Linked DNA regions of Mus musculus: region 1 is linked to region 2. A link is a loop called in an ENCODE intact Hi-C map of the cell type or tissue named here. Cell type or tissue: heart. All regions are shown on one strand.

Region 1 (8,000 bases), 1.5 Mb after region 2:
CGATGTACGTGTCTAACAGAAGCAGCTGGGGCTGTCCGAGCATCTCTTAGCCCATGTATCTGTGCCCATGGAGACCTTTTCTAACACACCCTGGGGTCTCTCAGCATCGCTGCCCCGTGTTCAATTTACAACCTCTATCCTAGATGGCTGACCAGAGTAAAAAAGGCTATCTTAGATCATTTAGCTCCTAAGCCAGAGGCCCCATTCCAGCTATTGTGGTGGGCTTGAAACAAGGAACATTCTAAGAGAGCAAAGCCTCCCGGCCTGGAACCAGGGACACGGAAGCAGGCAGGCTCCAAGGACTAACGTAGCTCTCCTGGCCCAGCCTGAGCTTCCTGGCTACTACAGGAGAAACCACCTGCTCTGTCCTTCAGCCACCAGCACCTCATCCTGATGTGGTCCAGCACTATCACGCATGGGTTAAAATAGTGTTCCGCCTCCGGTCTGCCACAGGGCTAGGGCCGCACGTGGGCTGATGGAGGCAAGACGCAGGAAGATTGACTGCACATACCCCATGCCACCGGGTGGGCGTCTAAGCCGCAGGACCCCACTCCAGGGGTGGGGAAGCACAGTCTGGTGTCCCCAGGGAACTACCTATTAAAGCTGGGCTCATGGGTCCTTGGGCCACACGGATTCACAAGGTCTTAGGCACCGCAAATACCACTGGATGCTGCGGAAGAGCTGAGAACGTAGGCCCTGGGCCGCTGGGCCAAGGCCAAAAGGGAAAAGGGCAGGAGGAGAGAATGCCTCTGGCTGCTTGGCTTGGTGGTGACCGTGGCTGAGAACGCAGAGGCCTCCTACGGGAGATTAGACACGCAGCTCTTTAGAGGAATCTGCTCCATTGCTCCAGCATGGCGGATCCCAATGAGAATTCAGCCCATGTTTTTAAAGCGTTTATTGTCATGGCCGAGAGTTGTGATGAGTGAAATCATACCCCACTTTCTCAGGGCAGGCCTGAGGTTAAATACCTTTTGCAGGGAGGAGTGTCTGGGAAGGAGAGTTTAATTGGCTAAGCCCTTCAGCCCTTTAGGTACCTCATTAAAATGGAGATCTGTCTTGAGACTCTGTGATCTGTAGTCACATCCTCTACCTGTGGAGGCGCTTGGGGCATTGCCCTACATGACTGATGGTCACAGAATTATGGAGAGCTGAGGGCTCCTGTGTGTCAGGAGCCTAGTGCCTAGGGGCGTGGCAAACTCCTGTACCTTGCAGGAACACCTGCTAGGTCTCCCAGGGTTTAAACCTAGCTCCACCAGAAAACAGGCTGCCTTTCACGGTTCCAAAATCATGAGGTACTGCCCTGGACCTGGGCACAGATAATGCCTGAGCTGGTCAGCCCTGGCCTACCTCTGCCTCTGCTCAACGGTGACAGAGGGGCAAGCTAGGCCTCTGTGCCTGACAAAGCCATTACTTCCATCCCGAGTCAAAGGCCCACATGCCCTCTCCTTATCCAGAGTCCCTAGTCTCTCAGAGAAGGCTCCCCACACAAGTACAGCAATAATCTCCAGGGGCTTGGGGCTAGAGTGTGTAACAAGGCTACTGCCCCCTACAAACCTCAGCTGTGGCTCCCTCAGATCTGTGCCTTTGTGGAATCTTCTCCTGGCCCCTCGTCTGTCACACTGCTGACAGGCAGGGAGCAATGAGGCGTCTCTGGAGTTCCCAGGAAGAGGCCTGAGAGGGAGTGATGCAGGGCTGGGCAGGGTCAGAGAGAGCTTCCTGCCCCTCGGGTCATTTCTTTTGAGTCAGAAGAGACTCTGAGAGCCTCCTCTCACCAGCATACAGATGGGAAACTGAGGCCCATTGCTGACAAGACTTCCTGACACATAGCAGAGCCAGGGCCAAGGGAAAGTAAGTGTCTTTGTGCAATGCAGCTCTCCAGGCAGGAGGCAGAGAGGGAGGGGTGAGCCTGAACACAGGAGGGCGGGGGGTCTCACAGCTGAAGAGCTTCACAGGACTCAATTCTACTCCAGGCTAGAGACCTGCCCCTCAGCCATTCCAACCCCTCTCCAGTCATGTCTGCCAGGGTTGAGAGGGGTTGTAGTTGGTTATCTCCAGGGAGGGACTTGTGCAAGCCATCGGCAGGAACCTTCTACAGGTGAGCAAGTTAGGAGGAAGGAAGCTGGTCTCCTCCCCAGGGGCTCACAGCCACCCCAAAATTCCCAACACAGAACAGCGACAGGGCTACAGTGCCTCAACCTGATTTACCTCATAAAGAACCGTGGTACTTGGGCACGTGGGGAAGGGGTTGGGTGTTCCTACCCACGTCTGCTGCTCTATCGGGTTCTACTTCCCATCAAAAGTCCCACCAGCCCTCTTCCCCTGACCATGCTCCTCAGCAGGAGGAAGAACCAGTGAGGCTGACGTGGGCTTTCTACTCCATCAGGCCAAGTTCCCTAGGGAGGGCTGGGGCAACAGCTTCATGTTAGGCCTGCCTGCCTGCCTGCCTGCCTGCCTGGGACTCAGTATTTCTATACTGCAAGTACTGCGACCACGTTGGCTTGTCAGTAAATTCATTAGCCCATTACATAGGCTTGAATTATTCAGTTCTCAGGAGTCAGCCACAGAAATTCAGGGAGCACAGCTGATGTGGGCTTTAGTGGGATGGATGAAGTCGGTGCTGGCCATGCCTGGTACCATGATACTGGTTCTGGGCCAGAGAGGTGGCTGGGACTGGAAGACACTGGAGATCTGACCAGTGGCCCTGGGTGGTCCTAGAGGTCGGGAAGTCTAATGAGAGGTCCTTCCCTCTGAGCACTCCACTGAGCATGTCTCTGGGGCGATACCTGTTTCATCCAGGAACAACACATCTAACCTCCACCCTTTCCCAGCTTTGTGACCTTCAGATAATTACTGGCCTTTCTGAGTCTTCAGTATCTTTGTGTGTGTGTGTGTGTGTGTGTGTGTGTGTGTGTGTATGCTAGATGTTCCCAGTAACTATTCTTTCCTTTAACTTTGCAAGTGATTTGTCATAATTACAAACATAAAAACAATTTGTTGGCAGAAGTATGACCATGTGGCTGTGGTCAGAAGAGGAATAGTAGAGGTCTATAGGGACCCTTCAGAATGTTGTTCTGTTTATGAAAAGAAGGAAGTGAGTCCCGTTTTGTCCCTTCCTATTTCCTGATTATCTGAGGAAGATAATTTGTAATGGCCGGAGCTCAAGCAGCTATCTTGCCCCAAAGAGAAGCCACGTGATGAGGAAGGCATTTCCTGCAGGATAGTGTGGTCCTTAAAAAATTGTTAAGTCCTGAAACTAAAACATCTGAGTTCAAATCCTTACTCTGCTACTTATACGCTGTGCAATGTGGGACAAGCTGCTTTACCCGTCTGTGTTTCGGCTCTCACATCTATGAGATGGGGCTAAAATGGTACCTGTCCCTGTAGACTAACGGTATGAGGATTAAAGGGGCCAATAGGAAATCCTAAGGAGTGATGGGGACGCGGTAAGTATTAACTGCTTTGTCCTGTTTACACACCTGGCAGGATTCCCTGGACCGCTGTGAAGTTCCACTTCAGAAACCTTGCCAGGGATATTGTGAGGTCCAGCTAGGGTAGAAGCAGCTTTCTCTGCAAGGGAAAAAGAAATATCAAGGACCCTTGCCGGCGTGGTGGCACACACTGTAAGCAGGAAGCAGAAGCAGGTGGCTCTCTGTGAATTCGAGGCTAACCTGGATTACACAGTAAAACCCTGTCTCAGATGAGAGATGAGAGAGGGTAGAAGGGGACAATCAGGACTAGAGAAGAAAAAGGAAAAGGAAAACCGTAACTGGAGCAGTTGCCAGCAGGGGGCGTGCATGCTCCTCTTTCTAGACTGGCTCATTCCGGTGCCAAGTTGCAGCCACCCCTAGAGTGGCTGGTTTTGGGTGGGCACTTTGAGTGGGCAATACTTCCTGGGGGGCTTAGCGCAGTAGCATTGAAGCCTCCCCGCAGCTCCTCTCTCCACGCTGAGATGATGCTGGCCTCTGCCTGCGTCTTCCTTCCTAGAAAAGACGACAGACACTTTTCTCAGAAACTCCTACAGGCACGGGAGCTGGCTACAGATGCCAGCAAACGTGGAAGACCTGTCAAGTGGTGATCCAGGAGAAGGGGAATGTGAATGTTCGGCGGTGGTTGTGGTGGAATCTCCCGGAGCTATGAGGGCTGTGGTAGGCGCTGGGTTTTAATTAGAGCAATCTTATGGTAGGACATCCCAGCCTGAGCCTCTGGGCCTCTTCCACGTGCTATTTGGAGAGACTTCTGTTGTTTGTAGTAAAGTCGAACCTGATGTTTGCCACAAGGTGGCGCTGTGGCTTGTTATCAGAAGACCCTGCCTGGCACACTGTCCTTTCTGAATCTGCTCATTGGAGGAAAGAGGCAAGGGGAGGCCAGCCTCCTTATAACCATTCGGGGAAGCCTGGAGTTTGGGCCAGGCAAAAATCTGACCCCAAGGCTTCTACCGTCGATGTTACTCTTTGGATCATTATCTTAACCGGCAAAAGATGCTAAAGTTCCTAGCCAGCTCACCTGAAAACGGGGAGATAACGAAGACTTCACATGAGTCCCTGGAAGCAAAGGAGAAGGCAGAGAAATCAGAGGCATCAGAAGACGCCATGACTGGCCTCCAAGGTGGATAACTCTCAAAAGAAGGACGTGAGTTGTGCAGACAACTCCCGCGCTTAGAGGAGAGGCCCCCCTCACTCTGAGAACTGCCATCCTCGGGAGATCCTGAGTATACAGTGCTGACCTCACAAGGGTTCCTTCCCTCACAGACTCAGGTCCATGCACTGGTATTTTTAAGCTACTGGGTTTGTGGATATTCATAATACAGCAATAGAAAACGCCATACCCACGGCAGTCAGTGACAATACATGTAAAAAACCAAGTTAGCGAAAGCAGCATGGTGATGGACCCTGTAATTCCGACACTTGAGAGTCTAAGGTGAGAAGAACAGAAGATCAAGGATAGCCTGGGATATACAGGGAGAGGCCATCTTGAAAGGGGGTCAGATTTCAGAGTTCTGGGTCCATAGTCATTCAGCAAGGTGCTGTGTGTGGACATGCTGGCCCTGTGCCTCGTGGTGGCAGGGGGAGTTGCCACAGGCTGTTTACTTCGTGAAGAATGGGAAGCAGAAACAGAAGGAAAGGTGGGTCCCAATATTCGCTTCCTTGCCACACCCACAATGACCCAGCTTTCTGTAACTAAGCTCCACCTTCAGTATCCCCAAACACAGGCAGCTCTAAGAGCCAAACCGTCACAATCCCATTTTATCCATCTGAGAGGTTCTGAGCTCAGGCAGGCTGGGGTCACTGGGGTCCCACAGTTGAACCTAGGTCTATCTAACTCTGGAGTCCGTTACTGCTTCCCTATCTGGCCTCTCAAACGAGGAGGAAACTGAAGCACTTTGGGTGTTGCCAGTGCCAGCTGCCCAGTATCCAAGCACAGAAGGTGCCCCAGTTGCTGGGTTCCTCCCCGGTCAATTTGAGGAACCCAAGAAACCCGTTCTATGGTCTACCTCCCTCCTCAGTCCACTAGGGTTCCCCAGAGGCTCAGCCTGACCTCCCAAAGCCTCAAATTAAGATGCGTTACTTTCCCAACTTTCCCTTCAGAATCTGGCAGTCCCGGCCCGGACATGGGGAAGCCAAGCTGCAAGCTTCTCTGAGAAACAGGGGCAGGACGCCCTGGGAATCCACCCAAGAATATCTTCACAGCCCAGGATAAAGGGAAACTAACCAAATATGGAAAGGGCCCTGGAGGGCCCAGAGGGACGAAGAAGGTTCCTGGGGGCCACAGAGGGACGGGAAGCCAGCAACCCTGAGGGATTCTACTTCGCGCTGTGACTTCTCTTTGCACTAGGAATGAGTAGGAGCCCCTGTGAGCTGAATCAGTCACAGTTCAAATAGGTTGACTGACAATGTTTAAAACAACAAACCCAGATGTTTGTAAGAATTCAAACAAAGACCCAGAAGCCCCGGCCACACTGGGCCATCTTTCTATCTCGCAGTGAGTACTGAGTGGCTCCGGTATCCTCTGGTGGAACATGAGCACTGTAGTGACAGCCCCCATGGGGCCCTATCGCCCTCCCCTGACTTGTCTCACCAGCCTGGCTCCTGGAGACACAAGTTCCCAGTCCTCCGGTTCAATTGAACCTTCTGCCTTCACTTGGTGCCCTGTCCTAGCCAGGCTACTGCGGGGTAGGGCGCTGGCTCTGAAGGAGACAAGCCCACCTGATGTCAGCAGGGCTGGAAGAAGCAGAATTCGGAAGGCATGGGGCAGAAGCACAAGGGTCTGTCCCAGCCCTGTGTCTATGAACAGCTATGACCCAATTTGGCCAGACATGCCCATTTATCTGCATGCACCCAGTTCCGAACCCACTGCCAAAGAAAGGGATCAAACCCTGCCTTGACTTTAGACTCAGCCTCCTACAACAAGGCCCTGCAAAAGATCGAGAGGCACTGTCCCTGCATAGGAAGAGACAAGAGATGAAGACCAAAAGGAGAGGGAGGTGGGAAAATTAAATTTTGCGTGATCAGCAAGGTTTCAAACAATCGCTCGCCAGCTGAAGTGGGTGCCACGTGAATAAGTCATTCTGTTTTATAGACCATTAGGGTCTCCAGAGAGAATCTGCATAGAGACCAGTGCTTTCTGTTGAAATTAAAATGTCAGAGAAAAAGAAATAGAACAAAACAGGGAATCTGCAATTAATTACCAGGCCATAAAAATTCAATAATCAGGAGGCAGAGCGGCCACAGGCCCAGAGGTATCAGAGCCAGCGTAACAGGAATGGAAGGCATTAATCTTTTCAAATTAGTTTTTTAATCTGACTGGGATATATGGTGACATGGCTCCCTCCTCGCCCGCTTCCCCCACCTCCACCGCTCCTGCCTGGAGCCAGGTTGCAGGAGGAAGGCTGTGAGATGCACTGAGAACTTGCAAGCCATCCCGGTCCCCAGATATGGGGAAGAGGGCTCCGGCTAAGGACAAGGACTCGGTGCCACAAGCCCGCTGAAGAGGCCTAGCGGGGACACGGCTGCCTCTTCCCTCTGTGTGCGTCCCAGGGAGGTACTGATAAAGACGGTGGAAATTTAGGAGGGCAAGGCGCTAGGCAGTGAGCTCGGAGAGATGATCAATTCAGGACTTTCCTTCTCTTGAAAATTGGAACAACACCGCTGCTTCAAGGGATGGCTGGGTGTTGAGCACCTGGTACCCAGCAGGTGCTAAGTAACAGCTTCCGGTTGTCACGTTGTTATCACTGGCCGCAGTGTGGCCCCGTTGTTATCACTGGCCGCAGTGTGGCCCCGCCAGCACGTATTTAGTGCCTGCTGTGTGCTCAGCCCTAAAGGAACTCACATTTCTTCGGGCCTTACCTGGAGAGCATGACTCAAACTCAGAGATATTTTCAGGACTCTCAAGTCATTGAGAGTCAACAAGAAGAAAGAGCTTGTCTAAGGGGCCTGTTCCAGGAGCAGTTAGGAGAAGCAGCTGAGATCCCGCCCTGCCCCTAGAGAAAGTAGGTTCCCCTCCTGTTTGCCTGCACCCTGCACAGATGCTGATAGGTCAAGAAGCCAGTCTACCCTGATTGTGATTGGAGACCTGCCCTCACCTCCGAGGCCCGGGATTCTAGCAGCATTGGCTTCAGTTGGCCAGGTCTAGGGCTCTCTCACTGATCCTGCACCTGTCTGCCTGCCTCCGGAGGGTCTCCGGGCCTGGCCAGTGTTGTTAAGAAACAGACTTCCAGGGCAACCACCTCTGAGGCCCTGTGGACTCCAGCTCTTAAAGACAGCACCAATAGCCTACTAAGCCTGTGTGTGAGGCACACTGTGCGGGTGTTTTCAACCGGAACTCCATCGGGTGTTGTGTGCAGTGAGTGTTGTGAAATATAACTCTGCAAGACAGTATTCTTGGTGGCCCGAGGCAAGGTGCACCCCTGAGAAATTACACTGTGCAACAGTTCTGGTATAAAGGGGGTTTACTGGGAGAAGAGGACTAGAGGCTGGCAAGTGGCTATGTAGACAGACAGATGG
Region 2 (8,000 bases):
ACCACACAACCAGTGCCCAGCCTTTACATAATGAATGGCTGCCAGCAAGTGTCCTTCACAGCCATGCTAGCTGTGCCATATTTTGTTTCCTCCCAGTGTTCATTCTAGAACATAATCTGTGGAAGTTTGAGGGGTGCAAAACAAAGGCACATATCTCTAGGCCAAAAGCCTTTTTCTATACTGGAAGGTATGTGTCTGATAAGTGCCCTGGCAAGCCATGCCACCGGGATACTGGCAGAGGATCTTTAGGTACTTAAATGTTCAGTAAAATGTGACTCTGGGTCTCCTCCTTTCTGGTCACACTAGAGCCCTGTCTCTGTGGCTTTTCCACCTCTAAGATGGGTCTGGAGAGTCAGTAAATTCAATATGCTTTTGGAAGCTGAATGGAAGATCAGAGAGGAGACTAGAGAGGGACAGACAGGGCAGGGCAGATCTTTGTTTTCAGATTTCTGTGAGTTCATTTTCAAGATGTTTCTTTGCCTCTGTGCAATTGTGATAACAGTTGGTATAGAGGCTTCATGCCACCACCATCCTCTGGTTTGCTCTGGCTCTCTCTGCCCCTCGTTGAAGTTCTTGGTAGAGATAATATTGCTACACCTTTACCTGTGCCTTACACTGTTCCCTTTGAGTAGACCTGACATAAAGATAGGACTATTAGTTGAGTAGATTATCTGCACACATTTTGAAACTGTAAATATACATACTGTCTTGCTCTCTCATATATTCTAGCAATAGCTGATTTGGCCTTTGGGCCATATTTCATAAGCTGTCACCATTGTTAGGGGGCAATGAGAGCTAACAACCTCAAGGCTCAGTCTTTCTTGCTTGATCTACCAGTATTTCCCTCCTGCTGGTCTTCCTCATCCCAGACCACAACTGTATTAGATAGCATAGTATAGTACAATATTTATTAATGTATTATTTGGCCATATTTGAAATTGAACCCAGGACCTAACTTATGCTGGGCAAATAGTTTATCCCTAAACTAAATACCCATACCCCAGTCTTATTATTTTAAAGTACAAACGCATAATTGTTGACATCTCATTTTAAAGAAGGAGAAGATGATGAACATTTGTGTTGTTCTCTTGGTTTCTAAAACTCACTATGTAGTTCAGATTGGTCTTGTACTCTTAGCAACCCCCCTGTGTTGGCCTCAAGGGTACTGGGATTATAGGTCTGAGTCACCAGGCCCAGCTATTAAAAAAAATCTTTTGATGACTTTCCTGACAACCAGTAACTTGTCACGTTAGGAAGATCTCTAGCTTTCACTTATCAATGTGGCATTGAGACTCCTTCACAGTTTGGTCTCAATGGGCTTCTGTAGTTAGAGTTTTACAGACATTTTTTTCTAGGTTTCTTCCAAAACAGTTCTTCTGATGTATACATTGATGTGATATTTCCCTGTGACTTATTCTTTCCCTAGCTTCTTCAAGGTAATTAAAACTTACCTATCAGTAACCCAGGCCCAAAGGTCCAATCTGGCCCTTCACCTTCTTTCATGGGTGAACTTCCACTTCAATGCAGCTACCCTCATTCATTCACCTACTGTCCCTGGCTACATTTGGGGGTCACAGCAAAGTGGAGTAGTTCCAACAAAATTTGGTTCCTGAACACCAAAATACTTACCATCTAACTCTATCAGGGAGACTTTAGCTGACGCTGATTTCACAGTTCAGTTTTCAAGTATCGCCAGCTCTGGCAAGCTGTCTTGGCTGGCTGTACCCAAGCCTCAAGTCAGAATTGGTAAGTCTCCTCTGAAAGCCTGCAAAAGCCCAGAGAAACCCAATGCAGGGTAGCTTTCATGAGTTTTTATAGAAACGAGTGGTCCTTGAACTCTGGTCATACAGCACACCATAGCCAAGAATAGTAGAAATTCAGCAGACACTTTGGGAGTGACATGGAAACTGTCAAGAATATGTCTTTATGGTTCATTGAGCGTATGTTTCTTCATGCTTCCTTATATTGTCGTGAAGAATGTAATTGTGGCTGAATAGCTGGTTCTTTAGGCCACTGGACAACTCTTAGATCATTCTAGAACTGATCTCTGCTTCTTGTGAATGGAACACAGCTCTCTGATTCTTTCTGCTGACAGTCATGTGGTGTTTGAATTCTGTGGTTGATCTAAAGATGCTGCTGTCTTCCCTTCCTTGTTTGTCATTCGGTTGCCTGAGTCTTTGTGGGTAGAGACGTATATTGGAAAGGCGAGATTTCACTACTTCCAGGATGATGTCCTGCTGAGGTCCTTCCAATCCAGACTTCAGCTTCCTAATGCAAACATGCTGATTTTATCTACCTGTTATTCCTCATTGATTTTTATTCATCCACTTTTCTCCTAAGGAAGGGTTTGCTCCAGCTGTAGCTAGTTGCCTAGACTACTGGCTTATCCCTCTGTCTACGTAGAGTCAACTCACAGCTTAAATCTTGAGAGCTCAGGATCCCTTTAGAACCCCCACCCACCCACTTTTTCTATTTTTCCACCCCTTCTGGGAACTCCAATGGTAACTCTGTATTGCCAGGGCATGTGGCAGACAAATGCCACCATTTCCCAATGTTTATGATCTTCCTGGCCAAATTCCCATGTAGCTGGTGGGAGCGACTATGTGCTCAAGTGAGGTCCTCCGACCCTTGATCCTCTTGATCCAAGTGTCTTACTCAGATCATGGGGAGGATGTAAAGCAATTTTTTAGACAGACACCATTGCTTTTAATGTTGATATGGCAAAGTCTGAATTATAAATACCTTCCATCTATAAGATGTTATATTGTTTTACATGGTGATGAGGAAGTTGTGGGGAAGATATGTCACTGATGCTGTGGGCAGAGAAACACTACCTGTCATTTTTTCTGGGGGTGGGGTAGGGAAGATCACCGAGACGTGATAGCAAAGGAACGCAATTAAGGTGTTTCAATGCTAAATCAAGGAGGAATAATCGGTAGATAAAATCAGCGTGTTTGTGTTAGGAAGCTGAAGTCTGGATTGGGAGGACCTCAGCATGACATCTTCCTGGAAGTACTGAAATCTTGCCTTTCCAATATACTTCCCTACCCACAAAGACTCATATAGGTGTTGAGAGCCACCCTTTTGGTTGTTGCCTGAGCTATTTTTGCAGTTCTTAGAGATTAAATCTCAATAACTTTTTGAAATTAGAGTGTGTTTCTCTCGGCCGAGTGGGTCATAATGTTCTTCTGCTTCCTTGGCACCCAAAGAACAGTTCTGCCCTCCCCTAAACCCCAGAGCATTATCATGTGATAGTGTGGCTTGAGATAAGATCAGGGTCGACAGAGGAATTGTCATTTTTCATTTCTTGGGCCCCTTTGATCCCATTTGGGGTTTATATTTTCTGAGTGAAAATACAAACCCTATTGCATTCTTCTGTCCTTTAGAGTCTTTTATTATTCTTATTTTTCCCCCTGTTAGAGATCTAATCCGAGTCTTAAGTGGCGTGGCCATTAGTTATCACCACCAGATTCACAGCCTACCTGCACTTTAGTTCTCTTACTACTGAACAGAAACCTCCCCTGATGCACAGCAACTGCTGGCTGTGGAGCTACCATCCGCATCTCATGGGTACTTGGTGTTAATTTATTTCACAGTTTCCTTTGCAGATATAATCAGACACACTATCACATCCCGGCTTCTCCTCTTTATTGTGTTCCTTTGCTATCACGTCGTCTCGGTGATCTCCCCCCCCCCCCCAGAGAAAATGACAGGTAGTGTTTCTCTGCCCACAGTATCGGTGACATATCTTCCCCACAACTTCCTCATCACCATGCAAAACCATATAACATCTTATAGATGGAAGGTATTTATATAAACGCCTATAAGGTATTTATAATTCAGACTTTGCTATATCAACATATTTCCCAAATGGCATTGTGGTCAAGGAACTTGTTCTCCAAAAATGGGGGGAGTGGGGAGGGGGAGGAGAGAATGTTCTTTTCTTTCTCAATTGTAAATAAAGGAGAAGTTAATAAGGGGAAGCCTTGCCCCTGATTCCTCCATATTTTGAAATGCGCGTTGTGAATCTCATGTTAAATGATCAGTTGTATTAATAGCACACTGTTAGAACAAAAAGGAGCTCTCTCTGTTGATGTATTTGGGTATTTACTGGGTGAGTTACAGAGCTTTGTGTATTAGAATTGGTTTGTCAACAATTAGCATGCTAGGTTTTTATATAACCTATACTTCAGGTAACAGAAGATTATTAAACTTCAACCAGTGGGTTAGAAATCTGCTGACGGGCAATAAAATTCTTACGTATAACAGCGCTGGAGAACTGCAGTTGTACAGCTGCACATTGAGGCTTAGATTGTGAGATAGATGGCCTCAGATCAGGGGGACTTGAAATATGAAGTAACCAGAAGGTGGCACTGCAACCCTATAAATGAAATGCTCCCTCCCAGATGGCCTCTAAATGCCTATCCTCCTGCCTCACTTCCTGCCTTTTCTCTTTCTCTTGATTCTCCTTTATTTCTCTAAGATGGATATCTGAAACTCTTTTTGCAAGAGATATGCATCCATTAAAACAACACCTCTCAACTTGCGATATTTCTTTTAAATCCAATTTGCCCAGTCTAATGCTCACTTGGAGAAAGTTCCAGCTAAGTAAACATTCACTGAATTTAAAAGACAAAGACCCAGAAAGCAGAGTCAGCCTCCAGTTGCCTCCCCACCACCCTCCCGCTGTTGCTGAGTGGAATGGCCATGTCTTTAATCTATTGGTTATACAGGTTAATTCCCACAGTACCCATCAGGATATGGAGGGCATGTTTATAAAGTTAATAAATAGACTGGATTAATATCCGTCTGAAAATAATTCCAACTTGATGCTGTCTCACAAAGAATTACCAAGTTAGAATCCATGTTCACCAATGGGTGTTGCTTTTCTCTATGGGGCCAGAAGTCAGTCCTGACACATGGCATAAGGGTTTATTTTTATGTCTTGTTTTAGATTTCAGTAAAATTATTTTTAGAAAAAGTGATTTGTTTTTCAACCTGGGCATTATCAATGAGCCAAATAAGACTACCAAAATAAATATTAAATACTTTTTAAAAACATAACTATAGGCAACAACTGTTTATTTCTTCTATCTATATGTATAGCCTATTTTCAAATTTATTTTTTAAACCAAAGATACATCTTTAAAAAAAAAAAAAGAAAGAAAGAAAAAGAAAAGTACAACATGTGATAAATACTGCCTTGTTTACGAGACAGACATTTTTATTGAGAGAATAATTTACCTATTTTCTTTAGTATTCTACCTGTTAGTAACTTGGAAGATATACTTTACTTATGTTGTAAATGAATAATAATTTTAATTCATTAACTTTGAGCGTCCATTAGGACATTTCTGTGCTGGGCTTTTGAAACTTCCAGGTATAAGTGGTGGGCGCTGGCCAGTGCTGGACACTCTTTGCCTTGCCTGTGTGGTTTACAAAGTGTTATTAATCCGACCAAACCACACAGCACATGGTGGGGAAGCAGTTCCCTGTCCAGGACTCTACTTCCAAGAACTGATTTTGTTGACAATGACTTTTCAGAAAACAATTGTCATTAGTTTTCAGTAAAAGCTGGTCCCTGCTGGCCTCCCTTCCAGATCTCTGCCCAGACGACAGGAAACAACAAGCTGAGAGTCAAGGATAGGTTGATCACTCAGTAAGACATCAGCTTCCTATAACCCACAGAACCCTTCTCCAAGAGGTTCAGTAACTTTATCTTGCCATCAGTTCCCCTGCTCGGGATAAGAAATGTCCATGGCAGACCCCTGCACTTAGGTTGTATGCGCTTCTAATATGTCTTATCTTGGACAAAGTTATAAGTGTAACTTTGTAGCAGCCTGAAGGAAATTGGGCTGAGCTAGGCAGGGTTTCATCATTTTCTCCAACGAGTTTACTTCCCACCCACCAGAATAAAGGGGAAAAAAGTTTAAGATGATCTGACTTGCTCAGGTATTGTCCAAAGTCTGTCATTCGGGATGTGAAGTTTTATAGCATGTATCTATCCAAGACTCTTTAGCTGTGTGCTCAGGTACCCTGGTTGTTCCATTCACAGTGATCCTCTTAGAATCCTTATATTAGTATTTTCAAGGTCTTTGCTTTACTCGTTGCTTCCACCCTCTGGTCTCTCCACACTTTATTATTGCCCATTTCTACATTATTCTCAACTGTGTGTATCCGCAGAGGACCATGATCTTTGGGCACACAGAAACCCAGGCTGGTATGTCTTCCCATCTCATTCTTGTCTCTAAACTTATTTTCTGTGAAGGTCCCACTGGGTAAGACTGACTGTCTGGGGTGTGTATTGATCTCTGATGTGACATTGTCATATAATTCTTTTGTATGGCTAGGTTTATATAACTTGTGTATTACATATTTGAGGGTAAATCTGTCTTGTTTATCTAGCTTAACTTGTCATTCTCATTTTTTTGATGTCTTTTGGAGATTTAAAAGGAAAGTACAAGAAAAAGCAAAGTCCTGAGGTTTCATTTAATTATTACTTTATTTACTTATTTATTGCTTCATTCATTCATGTATGTATATATGTATGCATGTATGTATAGAATGTTGGGAATTGAACCTAGGAACTCGTGTTTGCTAGACAGTTATTCTACTCTTGAACTTCATCCTCAGCCCAGTTTTCCCAAGGTTTTGGTTGAATAGACAGGCATGAGACTCAAACATTGGCATTCTACAAATTTCCCTGGTTCATTTCCTTGGAAGCCAGAACTTTAATCGCCAAAGCAAATCAGATTTTCCCTGGCACAGCAGTCTTTTTTTTTTTTTTTTTTTTTTTCCTTTTGTAACCTTCTAGGTGGAGTCTGGTAGGAAGTATTAGAGAGTTATTTTGTGGCTGGCTAGTTATGTGGCCTTTAGTCAATGGCTGGCTCCAATTATATTTCCCACATAATAGGAGACAGCGTTCAGGCTCAAATCATCACTGAGCAGAGCTGGGAAGGTCTTACATTTAATGAATTCCAACCTCCTAGGATGGGAAGTGTCTTGCTGATGCCGCACATGAGATCTAGGCCTTGGATCAAGAAGCCAGGGCTCCTGACCACGAGACCCTTTCCTTTACTCTGCCAAGCTTGATCTAGCCACTAGGATCAATTTACTAGTAAACCTCACCAGGGGCTCAAGTCTGTGGGAGAGTCATCGATGTGTGAGGTGTGTGTAACGACATTAGAGGGACTTCAAAGTCTAGTTGGGGACACATTAGAGCAGGAAATAAGTTAATAACAGAACTAACTAAGGAGATGACAGGGAGTAATATGAGAAGAGCCAAGAAAGTCTTAAAGAAGACAGTCTACCTCATTTAGGAACGTTTTTCTGGAAAGGGAGAGGGTAGCTTGTTTCTTGAAGGCTCAGTAGACTAATACATTGGGAAGGAGGTATCACCTCCCCCATCCCATTACTTAACTACCCTGCCAATGTATGTCTATCATCTCATGGCCCCCCCACCAGAAATCCAGGAAAAAGAGCCCCTTACAGTCAGACAGCACACGTTTCCTGTAATTTAGAGGGAACAGTGGGGTTTCTCCATGTTTCTTCACATCTGAGTTTCATTTGTCACAGCCTCCTCAAGTGGAGCCCATTGAAAAGTTTTTTGGCTTGCTTTGTTTTATGACACTTAGCAAACCTAATTACTTGGCCTGAACAGTTCACTGGGGCCACACAAATATGGCTCAAAGGCCACTGTTGAATAATGCAAAGGATGAGGGTGGTACAGGACACCAAACTCATTCTCCCAGTTGGACAAAGGATCAGTTGCCTACGGGAGGCAGAAAGAGAATAGGAGCCAATTTAAATAGAGTGCTGAGCCATTAAAGGACAATAGACAGGCAATGTGGAGGATCCCATAACAGACTTCCAAATTATTCCTCAAGTCAAGAAAACAGTTGTGGAGAAAGTTTAGCAAGAGTGTAACAAGGGGACTCATCAATGCACTTTTTACAGTTTCCATCCATTTTCAGAATATCACTAGGACCTAAGTACTTGGA

What was found. Hi-C counts contacts between places; a loop is a spot of excess contacts. Peaks named below come from ENCODE experiments on the same cell type or tissue, not always from the same donor. Only the 100,000 strongest peaks of a DNase experiment are listed, where the experiment ranks them.
Region 1: a loop joins it to region 2, with 3 times the contacts of the local background. A loop is called at or near these places in 2 of 42 quality-filtered maps.

Annotation. Positions count from the first base shown.
Region 1 is chr14:21,849,814-21,857,813 of GRCm38, reverse strand. A430057M04Rik (RIKEN cDNA A430057M04 gene) reads right to left here. Exons shown (of 3, transcript NM_176925.3): 3 at 888-3,980. The coding sequence ends at 3,817. Among named protein-coding and RNA genes, the nearest start is that of Comtd1, 4.9 kb to the right of the region's middle. In heart, CTCF peaks have their summits at 3,778 (motif pointing right) and 4,295 (motif pointing right); DNase peaks (open chromatin) are centred at 3,853, 4,263, 5,143, 5,553 and 1 weaker place; H3K4me3 peaks cover 939 bases; H3K27ac peaks cover 4,575 bases.
Region 2 is chr14:23,397,646-23,405,645 of GRCm38, reverse strand. All of the region lies in intron 19 of Kcnma1 (potassium large conductance calcium-activated channel, subfamily M, alpha member 1), which reads left to right. Among named protein-coding and RNA genes, the nearest start is that of 5430425E15Rik, 110 kb to the left of the region's middle. In heart, a CTCF peak has its summit at 4,360 (motif pointing right); no DNase peak of the experiment used is centred here.